2 separate regions of the Homo sapiens genome follow, and region 2 is linked to region 1. A link is a loop called in an ENCODE intact Hi-C map of the cell type or tissue named here. Cell type or tissue: MCF 10A. All regions are shown on one strand. Each heading gives the region's core, and the rest is flanking DNA. Links, peaks and the distances in the headings are about the cores only.

What was found. Peaks named below come from ENCODE experiments on the same cell type or tissue, not always from the same donor. Only the 100,000 strongest peaks of a DNase experiment are listed, where the experiment ranks them.
Region 2: a loop joins it to region 1, with 2.7 times the contacts of the local background. A loop is called at or near these places in 1 of 110 quality-filtered maps.

Annotation. Positions count from the first base shown.
Region 1 is chr3:118,534,920-118,540,309 of GRCh38, reverse strand. The region is part of intron 3 of LOC105374060 (a long non-coding RNA gene); the gene reads left to right. Among named protein-coding and RNA genes, the nearest start is that of IGSF11-AS1, 410 kb to the left of the region's middle. RefSeq lists a silencer at 31-231. In MCF 10A, for the core only: no CTCF peak of the experiment used is centred there; a DNase peak (open chromatin) is centred at 3,349.
Region 2 is chr3:118,814,955-118,820,344 of GRCh38, reverse strand. No RefSeq gene overlaps it. Among named protein-coding and RNA genes, the nearest start is that of IGSF11-AS1, 130 kb to the left of the region's middle. In MCF 10A, for the core only: a CTCF peak has its summit at 2,441 (motif pointing right); a DNase peak (open chromatin) is centred at 2,474.

The DNA.
Region 1 (5,390 bases), core at 255-5,254:
TAAAACCCGATCATATGTTCTATTTACTGAGATAGGAGAAAACCGCCTTATGGCTGGAGGTGAGACATGCTGGCGGCAATACTGCTCTTTAATGCACCGAGATGTTTGTGTAAAGTCAAACATAAATCTGGCCTAGGTGCACATCAAGGCACAGCACCTTTCCTTAAACTTATTTATGACACAGAGATCTTTGCTCACATGTTTTCCTGCTGACCCTCTCCCCACCATTGCCCTATAGTCCTGCCACATTCCCCTCCCCGAGATGGTAGAGATAGTGATCAATAAATACGGAGGGAACTCAGAGACCAGCGCCGGCACAGGTCCTCAGTATGCTGAGCGCCGGTCCCCTGGGCCCATTGTTCTTTGTCTGTACTTTGTCTCTGTGTCTTATTTCTTTTCTCAGTCTCTCATCCCACCTGACGAGAAACACCCACAGGTGTGAAGGGGCTGGCCCCCTTCAGTTTAATCTCTAAATTTTTCCTATGGAAAAGTACTTAGTTAGCATCTCCATGAAGGATACTCTCAGCATTACATCACCATTTGGCATCTTCTCAGATGTTTTATACGTTTTCACTTGGGCAATGTGAACTCACATGTCCGAAATAGAGCTCATCTTATTCTAAAAACTTCTTCCTCCCCTGACTTTCCTATTCATATTGGCGGTAACACTACTCAACTGGTTACCTAGTCATACCCATCTCCTGCCTCCCCATTGCCTGACCACTAATCTTTATTCTTTATAAGGTTTTCCTAGTGGTTCCCATTACTATTGTCAGGACCTTATTATTACACACTTAGATTGTATGTGCAAGTCTACTATTTTAACAAATGGTGATAGGGCAACTGGATATCCACATGCAAAAGCAGAAAGTTGTATCCCTACCTTACACCACGTATGTAACAAAGTTAACTCTAAAAGGATTGTAGACCGAAATGTAAGAGCTAAAATTATAAAACTCCTAGAAGAAAGGTAAGCATAGATGCTTGAGACAGACAGTAAAAGCAAAAGAAACAGAAGAAAAAATAGTTAAAATTTTACTTTTCACCTCAAGAAAGTAAAAATACAATCCACAGAATGAGAGTAAATATTTGCAAATCAGATACCTGATAAGGGACTTACATCTAGAATACATAACTAAGTTGTAAATAACTCTTACAATTCAGTAATAAAAAGACAACACAAGGATCTGAATAGACATTTCTCCAAGGAAGATGTACAGAGGGACAATAAGCACATGAATGGATACTCAACATTATTAGTCATTAGGGAAATGCAATGAGATACCACTTCACACCTACCTGCGAAGATGGCTATATTCAGAAAAGCAGACAATTGCAAGTGTTTTCAAGGATGTGGAGAAATTAAAACCCTCATACTTTGCTGGTAGAAATGCAATATGGTGTAGCTACTTTGGAACACAGTTTCACCATTCCTCAAAATGCTAAAGAAAGCTATCATATGACCAAGCAATATCCTATGTATATACTCAAAAGAAATAAAAACATATGTCCATATGAAAACTTGTGCAAAAATGTTCATGGCAGCATTATTTATAGTTGTCTAAAAGTGGAATCAACTTAAAATGTCAATCAACTGATGAATAGATAAATAAATTGTGGTATATGCATGTTATGGGTTATTATTAGCAAAGAAAAAAAATAAAATATTGATACATGCTACAACATAGATGACTCTCAGAAACATTATGCTAAGTGAAAGAAGCCAGTCATAAAAGACTATATGTCATGTGATTCCATTTATATGAAATGTCCAGAATATGCAAATTTATAGAGACATTAAGTCTCTTGATTATTGGTTGCAAGGGCTGATGAGGTAGGGAAAAATGAGATTGGCTGCTAATGAGTACAAGATTTCTTTTAGGGAGAAACAAAAATATTCTAAATTTAGGTTGTGATGATGGTTGCGCAATATCTGAATATACTAACAATCATCAAATTGTAGACTTTAAGTTGGTGAATTTTATGTTCTGTGAATTATATTGAATAAAGCTGTTTTTTAAAAAGTCTCCTAAGTCATTCTCTTTATCTTTTTCACTTCAAATTAATCCAGTTCACTGCCACAAGTTAGTCCATTATTTTGCTCATTCACATTTTTGCTCAATACCCGTCATTGCTGTCTATTGACTCTAAAGTCCAAATTTCTTCACTTAGCATTCTAGGCCTCTCACATTCCAATCTCAGTGTACCTTTTTGACACCCGAGACTGCCTTTCTATATAAACGCTGCTTCAGCGAGGTTGGCTTACTCTCTGTCTCTGTCCCTCTGTACATACTAGTACCCTTAACTATAATGCTCCGTTTTTCTTTTTTTAATCTAAATCTTACTCTTCTATCAAGTTCTGTCCCTTTGGTGACAATTTCCTTGGCTTGTGCAGTTCTCAGCAATTTCTCTCTCCCGTGATTCAGCACTACTCGTTTTGCACTTAACATTATACCTCTGTGATGAGTAGGGAGGAAACTTATATTCTAAATTATTTAGTAACAAAGGTGAGAGAATCAACATACACTTATTCAGAACCCTTCCCAGAAATAATCCATTTTATGTTTTCATTTGGAGATAATTTGCTAACAACTTTAAGGTGCCAGGAAGTGACAATCCTAAAGTATAATGTATTTAAGCGTAATTTAAAACAGACTGCATTCTTGAAAACTGAACAATATCATACAATAATATTCTAATTGACAAGAGCACTTATGACTGATAATAGATACCGGAAAAGATGAGTTAGAAAGAAAAACCTGGTAGTCTAATTTCTGGGCAGTCTAACCCTGATCTTTTATTCTTTATACAAAATTCTGTTAGTATGGAGAAAGAAATAGCCTTGGCTATGAAGACTGCAGCAATTCAATAAGAACATTTACATCTTTTCTAATAATATCTTAGTCTGAGGAAATGCCTCAAAAATCATAATTTCTGGGCAAGGCATGACAAGAAAATTGTCTTCAATAGGCAAGAAATACAATCATAATATTAACAATAATGATTAACATTTAATTCTTATTATCCAGGTTTGTATTTGCATGCATTTTCTCATGTAATCCTCAAAATAAACCTCTGAGCTATGAACATACTATTATTATTATTTTATTTAACTTGACTACGTTAGTTCAGATTAGGTTTGAATGCAATAGAAGAAAACCTTGAAATAACAAGTAATTTGGAATCTTATTTCTGTATCATGTAACTATGCAGAGATGTTAGTCCAGGGTTTGGACGGCAGAGTGTGGCTCTGTTCCAAGTCCACAAAGACCAAGATTCTTACCAGTTCACCATTCTGACATCTACTGGGTGTGACCATTAGCCTCATTGTTTCTGGAGGGATCTGTGTTTTAGGCAACAGCGTTAAGGAAAGGATGAGTAACAAGGGGCAAAGAGTACACCTGGAAGGTTACTCTTCAGGAAGTTATGAGAAATTGCTCATAAGACATTTTCATTTAAACTGGGCAGAATTAGTCATATAGGACATATAAAGGAATTAGTTGCAAGGAAAGCTAGGAATACTACATTGTCCGTATTTTGGGTGGCAGTGTGCCAAACTAAAAATTCTATTTTTGTAGAAAAAGGTGAGACTGGATACCAAGAAGTTCAGGATGACCTGAAGTTCTTACTATATTCTCTAATGTCATAAACAACTAAGTGGTGGAGATGGACTCAAATCTTATCTGTCTCTTTTAAAGCCCATGTGTCTGAAGGTAACTCCTAAGTTCCTAGGGTTTTCATGGAGAGATGTTTAATTTGGGAAGAGAGGCCAAGGTGCATAGTAGGCACTGAGGATCTTAGCTAAATATACTTCTTAGTAAACCGTGAGGCTGCTTTCTTTGAGCAAAGGCTTTAGGCAACTCATGAACTCAAAAGGGATGGGGCAGGGGTGGGATTGAAATCCCCCAAATTCCTATGCAGGTCAGAGAATGAGATCCATCATGGCTTATATCTTTCTCTTGTTATTAGTCTGATTTGGAGCTAGAGACTAAATAATGGATATACATTTTTCATGTTCCATTATCATTTGTGGTGAATTACATAACTATTGGTTTTCTTTTTTTTTTTTTTTAAGACGGAGTCTCGCTCTGTTGCCAGGCTGGAGTGCAGTGACACGATCTTGGCTCACTGCAACCTCCACCTCCCGGGTTCAAGCTATTCTCTTGCCTCAGTCTCCAGAGTAGCTGGGACTACAGTCGTGCGCCACCACGCCCAGCTAATTTTGAGTAGAGATTGGTTTTCACCATGTTGGCCAGGATGGTCTCGATCTCTTGACCTTGTGGTTTGCCCACAAATGCTGGGATTGGAACTTGACAGAAAATTAAGAAGTAGATTAAAAAAAGAAAAATGGAGCATTATAATTAAGGGTATTTGCCTTCCCAAATGCTGGAATTATAGGCATGAGCCACCAGGCCCAGCCTGGTTTTCTAATTATTATTAGTAAACACAATCGTACTGCTCAATTTCATGCCAAACAAACTGTTCTGCATAGAGACAAACAATGTAACTTCTTATAACTGGAAACTTATATATTATTAAGTCTCACAACAAGAAAAAAATTCCAACTTTAGCTTTATAGAACTGTAGAAGGTGTTTTAAAGACTACTTTTTTTTGAAACTAGTCTTTAACAATAATGATTCCTCTTTAAGTAAAAACTGCAAATTTTAACTTGGTGTTCACCTTATCCTGTTACATGTGCAATTACCTGGTACTTTCTTTTGTTTCTCTGTTCCTTTCCATTTTAAGGTGATTTTTAACCTCCAGGTTAAGAAAGTTGGCTTGGAAATAAGACTCACTATTTCCTAGCTGTGTCTTTAAATAAGTCACTAAGTCTAAAAGCCTCCTACTGTTTACTTTTAACTACAATGAATATAGTGCACACTTCTTAGTGCTATTGTAAGAATTAAATAAGAATATACTTTGTAAAGCGATTGTACAAGTTATCAATTATTTTTAATTATGATTTTTTTTTTCTGACGCTCTTTCATCTGCTTTTATATCCCTCCCCTATCTATGAAAGAGTGATTTTCTAACCGTAGATTTCTCCTACAAAGGATCCTTTTACTGTCTAGCAAACCAGAACACTTACTGACCAGCTTGGTGACAGTATGTGCTGATTAGGATGCATCATTCTGCTCTGTCAGTCTTTTTGCACTGTGTGGCAAGAACAAAGACTTTGACATCACCAGGACCTGGGTTTGATATCTGGCCCTATATCTTATTAGTCGTGTCACCTCAGGTGTGTTCTTATACATTCTGAGTTATTTTTTTTAACTTCATCTATTAAACAAGAATGATAATTGTACCTAATTTTCAAGGTCATAGGGAAAATTAAAGATAATGAATATAATTTCATATTACTGGTACCTAGTTGTAAATATTGTGCAAA
Region 2 (5,390 bases), core at 261-5,260, 280 kb before region 1:
TATTTCGTTGCTGATATAGTTTCCATTACCTTAATTATAATTATTTTTATTTAGCATATTTTTAGCAGCTACTAGTGATGGGCGCTGTGGTTTTAGCAGTCACTTTTATTTGTTTGTTGGAATTGTCTATGTTTTTTTCTCTATTTTCCTGTGGCATTTTCATATATTCATTATTGATTTCTTATTTGTTGACATATAAACTAGAAACAAATATATCAAAAATATTCTTTGAGATGTCTTCCATTCATTCATGTTCTTAATATTGTTTGACCTGGAGTTCTCAGGATCCCTCAGGTAGTCTTGCTACCATATGCCAATAGGTTTCTCAGTCTTTGCTATGGGAAAACATATACTTCATCTGTGAACAGTGTGGTCTAATTTATTATTTAGAAATATATATATATACACACATATATATGTGTGTGTGATATGTGTTGTGTGTATATGTATACATATATATGAGTTATAACAGTGGAAAAGAGAATGAGTTCTTAAGATGTTCACTAGCTTTATATTATGTCATCAAAATGTTTGCATATTGACTACTTTGTAAAATCTTGTTTAGAGATTGGGAAGCCCACTTCGTGGAGATCTAGATGACAAAAGGAAAAAGTGATTGAATGTGATAACTGTCAATCATCTGGAGTATAATGGGGGCTATGATTTCTCAAGGGAGAGATGAAGGGACCAGGTCATATCACTTGAATATAGTTGCACCTAAACAACTATCATGTGGCGTATGTGGGGTGTGTGTGTGTGTGTGCGCGCAGATATGTCTTCACTTTGGCTCAGGTCTGTGCAACAGTTCAAGGAGAAGTGATATCTGATGACTTCTTAATGTTATCTTGAGTAGAGAATAAAGGAACTTTGTTAAAAATATGTCTGATAGGTATCTGGGCCTTTCAATCACTGCCTTTAAAAAAGAACCTATTAATTAATTTGGGGCAAAGCAAGGAAAAAAGAATATTGATCTTTAGCCAAAAATTATCCTAAATCCTCTGATTCTAGTAATCTGTGTCAAATAACTTCACCAGCAAATTAAAAGGCAAATAATAAACAGGAAAAATATTTGGAATAACTAATATCCTGAAGAAAAAGTTCCCCATTCTTCTTTTAAGGTATTTAAAAAATATGTTCTTATCTGTTCATTTTTCCAAATAAAATTTAGAATAATTTGTCAAGCTCTACACCTTTTCCTTCAAAAAAATCTAATAAGAAATAATTAGAAATGCAGAAAAGATTAACGTATGAATTTTTTATAGTACGTATGTTTATCATAGATTTGGTGAATTGACATTTGAGATCAATGAGTTAATGCTTAATGAACACACGAGCCTCCAAATGTCTCATGATATCACACAAAAATAAGACATCAAGTAAGCCCTCTCTCAAATGGGACAGGTGAGCACCCCATCCCTGACACAGCTCTCACTAAAAGCATAGTCAAAAAAAATTGCCAAATGCATGTCATTCCACCATGAACCAGGCCACAGGCCTAGCAGGAAGATTGCATATAGAACTATTCTTTGCTAAATGAGGTTCCTTGGCTCAGTCCAAACAGAGGAATGAAAATAAGGTCTCCGATGTTTTGTGGACAGGAGCTCACACAAGAAATTACAAGCAGATTTTGGACAGTTTGGGGATGGGGTGAGGTGGTCTGATTTGGATGATGTAATTATTTCAACTGCAGTGTGATGAGGCCAGCTTGGCAAAAGTATTTTCTATGTAAACATGTTGTCCCTGAAGGACTTAGTGATGAATCAACACATGGGCATGGCATGGGCCTGGCTCAGTGGTCCAGACAATTGTGGCTGCCTATTTCATCAGGCATTTGGTGCCACGATTCTATTTACTTTTGAACTCTAGCACACTTTTGCTGAGAAATCAACTGCTTAGAAGTTATTTAGAAGTGAATGGATCATTTGTTTGACTGACTCTTGATTCTAACTCTTTTACCTTTTCAGCATACTCATCTTTACAATATTCTCAGTTCCTGAGAAGGCTTAGTAACTACTGAGCTTTCTCTGGAAGCTTCACAATTAACTTCACATTAATGCTTATCACAAATGAACCTCTCTCCTTGTCTGTGAAATGGGATCAATATATTGTCTGCCTAACTCATAGTGTTGTTTTGATAATAAAATAAAATTATGTATGTGAAAAATGCTACACAAATGTGAGATATTCTCATACCTCAATATTAGGTTTTCGCATTCATCAATAAAGATACCCTTGAAATGCACCAGAGGACTGGCCTCATTTTGCATTTTGCCCTCTCTGGGATAAAACAAACATGCTCTTTCAAAAGTAGTCTATTTTAGTCAAAGTAGCCATCATCACTCTGGTGATGAAATTCTGGAGCCTTGTGATTTGTATCCAACATTGTTTACCTCCACAGCAAGGGTATGTTTTACTATACGTGGTGCCAAACAGGTAGTACTTTGTGAGTTCCTGCTTCTCACCACAAGGTGGTGCCAGTGTATCCAATAAGACAGTTTACTCAGCGACTGAATCAAAAATCCTCTTCCTTTCAGCCCTAATTTATGATCAGGATTTACAACCCGTTTCCGTAACTTTACCTTTCCTAAGCCATCAATTCTGTTTCTCTTTTAAAGATTCTCTTCTTATGAAACTTCTTTTTTTTTTTGAGGATTAAGTTGGCTTAGTGACAAATTCATGCCTACATTTTGAATTATTGACTGTGGATATCCTCAGGGGTCAGTGCTGGCCTTTCTTCCCTGAGATTCAACAACACCCAATGTTGAACTTATTTGCAGAATGTCACCGTCAGGGTCTGATCTTAAATGTGTTGTGACGAATGGTCAAATGGGAGGAGGGTGTGAAGGCATTTTCTGGGCTGCTGAGTTATGCACTGTGAAGGAGCTGCAGGCTCCATATCAGAAGACCCGTGTGACCATGGGCAAGCCACTTGACCTTTCTGAGCCTCAGTTCATCATCTCTAAAATGGCAATCATGGTAACAGCAATCTTTTTGGACTATTATGAAAATTAAGGGTAAGCAATAATGTCTTTTCTCATCTGTAGAATGCTATGATAATAGTTCCTTTTTAGGGTGGTAGATAGTAAACAAGAGAAAACATACAAAACTCCTAAGAAAAATACCTGCAACTTAGAGGGCGCTCAGTGAACATTTTAGTGACGATTGTAGTCACTAATGTCATCACATGCCAGAGGTTCTGTGCGTGGAGCTGGGGTCGAGCTGGAGGAACACTGAGACCTCTGCTCTTAGATTCCTTAGCTCTCTATAATTGTAGATAACTATTTCCCTGTTAGGCATGAAGCTGGTCATCTTGCTGCATTTGAAGTGGTAGGAGGTTTTGTCTTTTTATTTTCCTACTCCTTTTTTCCTTGTTTTACTTAAAGGGAGAATAAATTATTTCCATGTCAACTTCCCTCCTTTTTAAGGATGTGAATTTCAGCTGTAAAAACACCCGAATAAGAAGGCAGGGGACCTAGTTTTCCTCCTAGCAGTGTTGTCAAGGAGGATTGTGAGGTTAGAGAGAGCTGGCCTGGAAGCCAGGAGACTCCAGATTTAGAGACTTGGAAATAAAATTGCATATATATTTAATGACTGGCATTCTCTGATTTATTGATTACTCAAAATGGGAATGGTAACATTTTTTACTCCTATCAGATAGGAATGTTATAAAGGTTAAAATGAACATGCAAGATGTGAATGATAATATTGAGGTTCTAGATGTCAGTGCTACAGATAGAGGTTATTGGTATATGATAGTAGGTGTGTGTTGGGTGAGAGAGGTCATGCTTTGTGAATGCTGATTGAACAAAATATGATTGACCTGGCAATTTCCATGATAAAATCAGGAAATGAGGTTTTTGCATGTTCTCTCTTTCTTTCTCTCACTCACACACACATATACACCCTCCACACCCTAGTTCCAGTTTTAAATATAGGACAATTGTTTGTCCCAATGGAGTTGAAAATGGAACAAACACTAAAATTTGGGTCATTTCCAACTGTATTTGGGATACCTAGCAGTTTTGCTCTTGGAGGAACATGAACATTATTTTCTAAGGCAGGGATCAGCCCATAGCCTCTCCTTAAGAAATCTAGTGGCACAAAACCTGCCTAAACCTGAATAGGTATGAGGCATGGAATAATTCAAAGAGCAGATAATAAAAAAGGAAAGAAAGTGGGAATGAGAGAAAGAGAAGAGGAAGGCAGAGAAAGGACAAAGAGAGAGTGGTGCATTGTGGGGAGTGAAGACAGTCCCCGGCTGTGTTCAGATGTGCGGTAGAGGAAAGACTAGAAGCTTGGGAGTTAGGAGACCCAGGGCAGGAATCCCAGTTGTGCTGCCTGGTGACCCTGTGGCCCTAAGCAATTTACTTAACCATTCTGATGATCAGTTCCCTTAATTCTAACGTAGGGTTAATAATATCGATCTTTGCATGGTTGTAGTAAGTTTAACAGGACACAATGTCCTGGTACTAATTTGTGGGTGTGTGTGTATGTCTGTGTGCTCTTACCACACTGGTGGTCTCCCACTATGAGGAAAGCAGTAGTAGGCTTCCATTACATTGCTCAGTGGTCTGTTTCCCATTGCCAGCTGTTCTTTGTCTTATTGCCATCATAGAAAAGTAATCCTGGGAGCTGGGGTGTGGTGTGATGGCGGACTTGGGGATTACGGAAAGTCATCCCAAGGAGAATGTACAGGTGAGGCTAAACAAGATGGAGGTGAATGCCTGCCCTACCCATCTGGAGAGTGTCCCTTCAAAGGCCAGCTCTGCTGAAGCTTAAGTGAATTGCTATATGTTGTTGTCATATGCAAAGACTTCCCTTGAGAGCATCCATTCTTGTCAAAATATGCAAAATAAATAGTCCAAGGACAATAGTCTCCAGAGTCCCTTTCAAGCTAACTTTGAACACAAAATTAATACTACCTTGGGGTAATTTTTCAAACACACATGAGTAGACCTAATCATGCCGTTAGTCTCTGATATAGCTTGGACGTTTGTCTCCTCCAAATCTCATGTTGAAATGTGATCCTCAGTATTGGAGGTGGGGCCTGGTAGGAGGAGTCTGGGTCATGGAGGTGGATCCTTCATGAATGGCTTGGTGCCATCCCCTTGGTAATAAGTGAGTTCTCGTTTAATTAGTTTATGTGAGAATTGATTGTTTAAAAAGTGTGGCATTTCCCTTCTCTCTCCTGTTCCCTCTTGCTGTGTGACATGCCTGCTCCCTGTTAACCTTTCACCGTGAGCAAATGTTTTCTGAGGCCTCACCAGAAGCCAAGCAGATGCTGGTGCTGTGCTTGCATAGCCTGCAGAGCCATGAGCCAAATAAACCTCTTTTATTTATAAACTACTTGGTCTCAGGTCTTGGTCTTTATAACAATGCAAAATGGACTA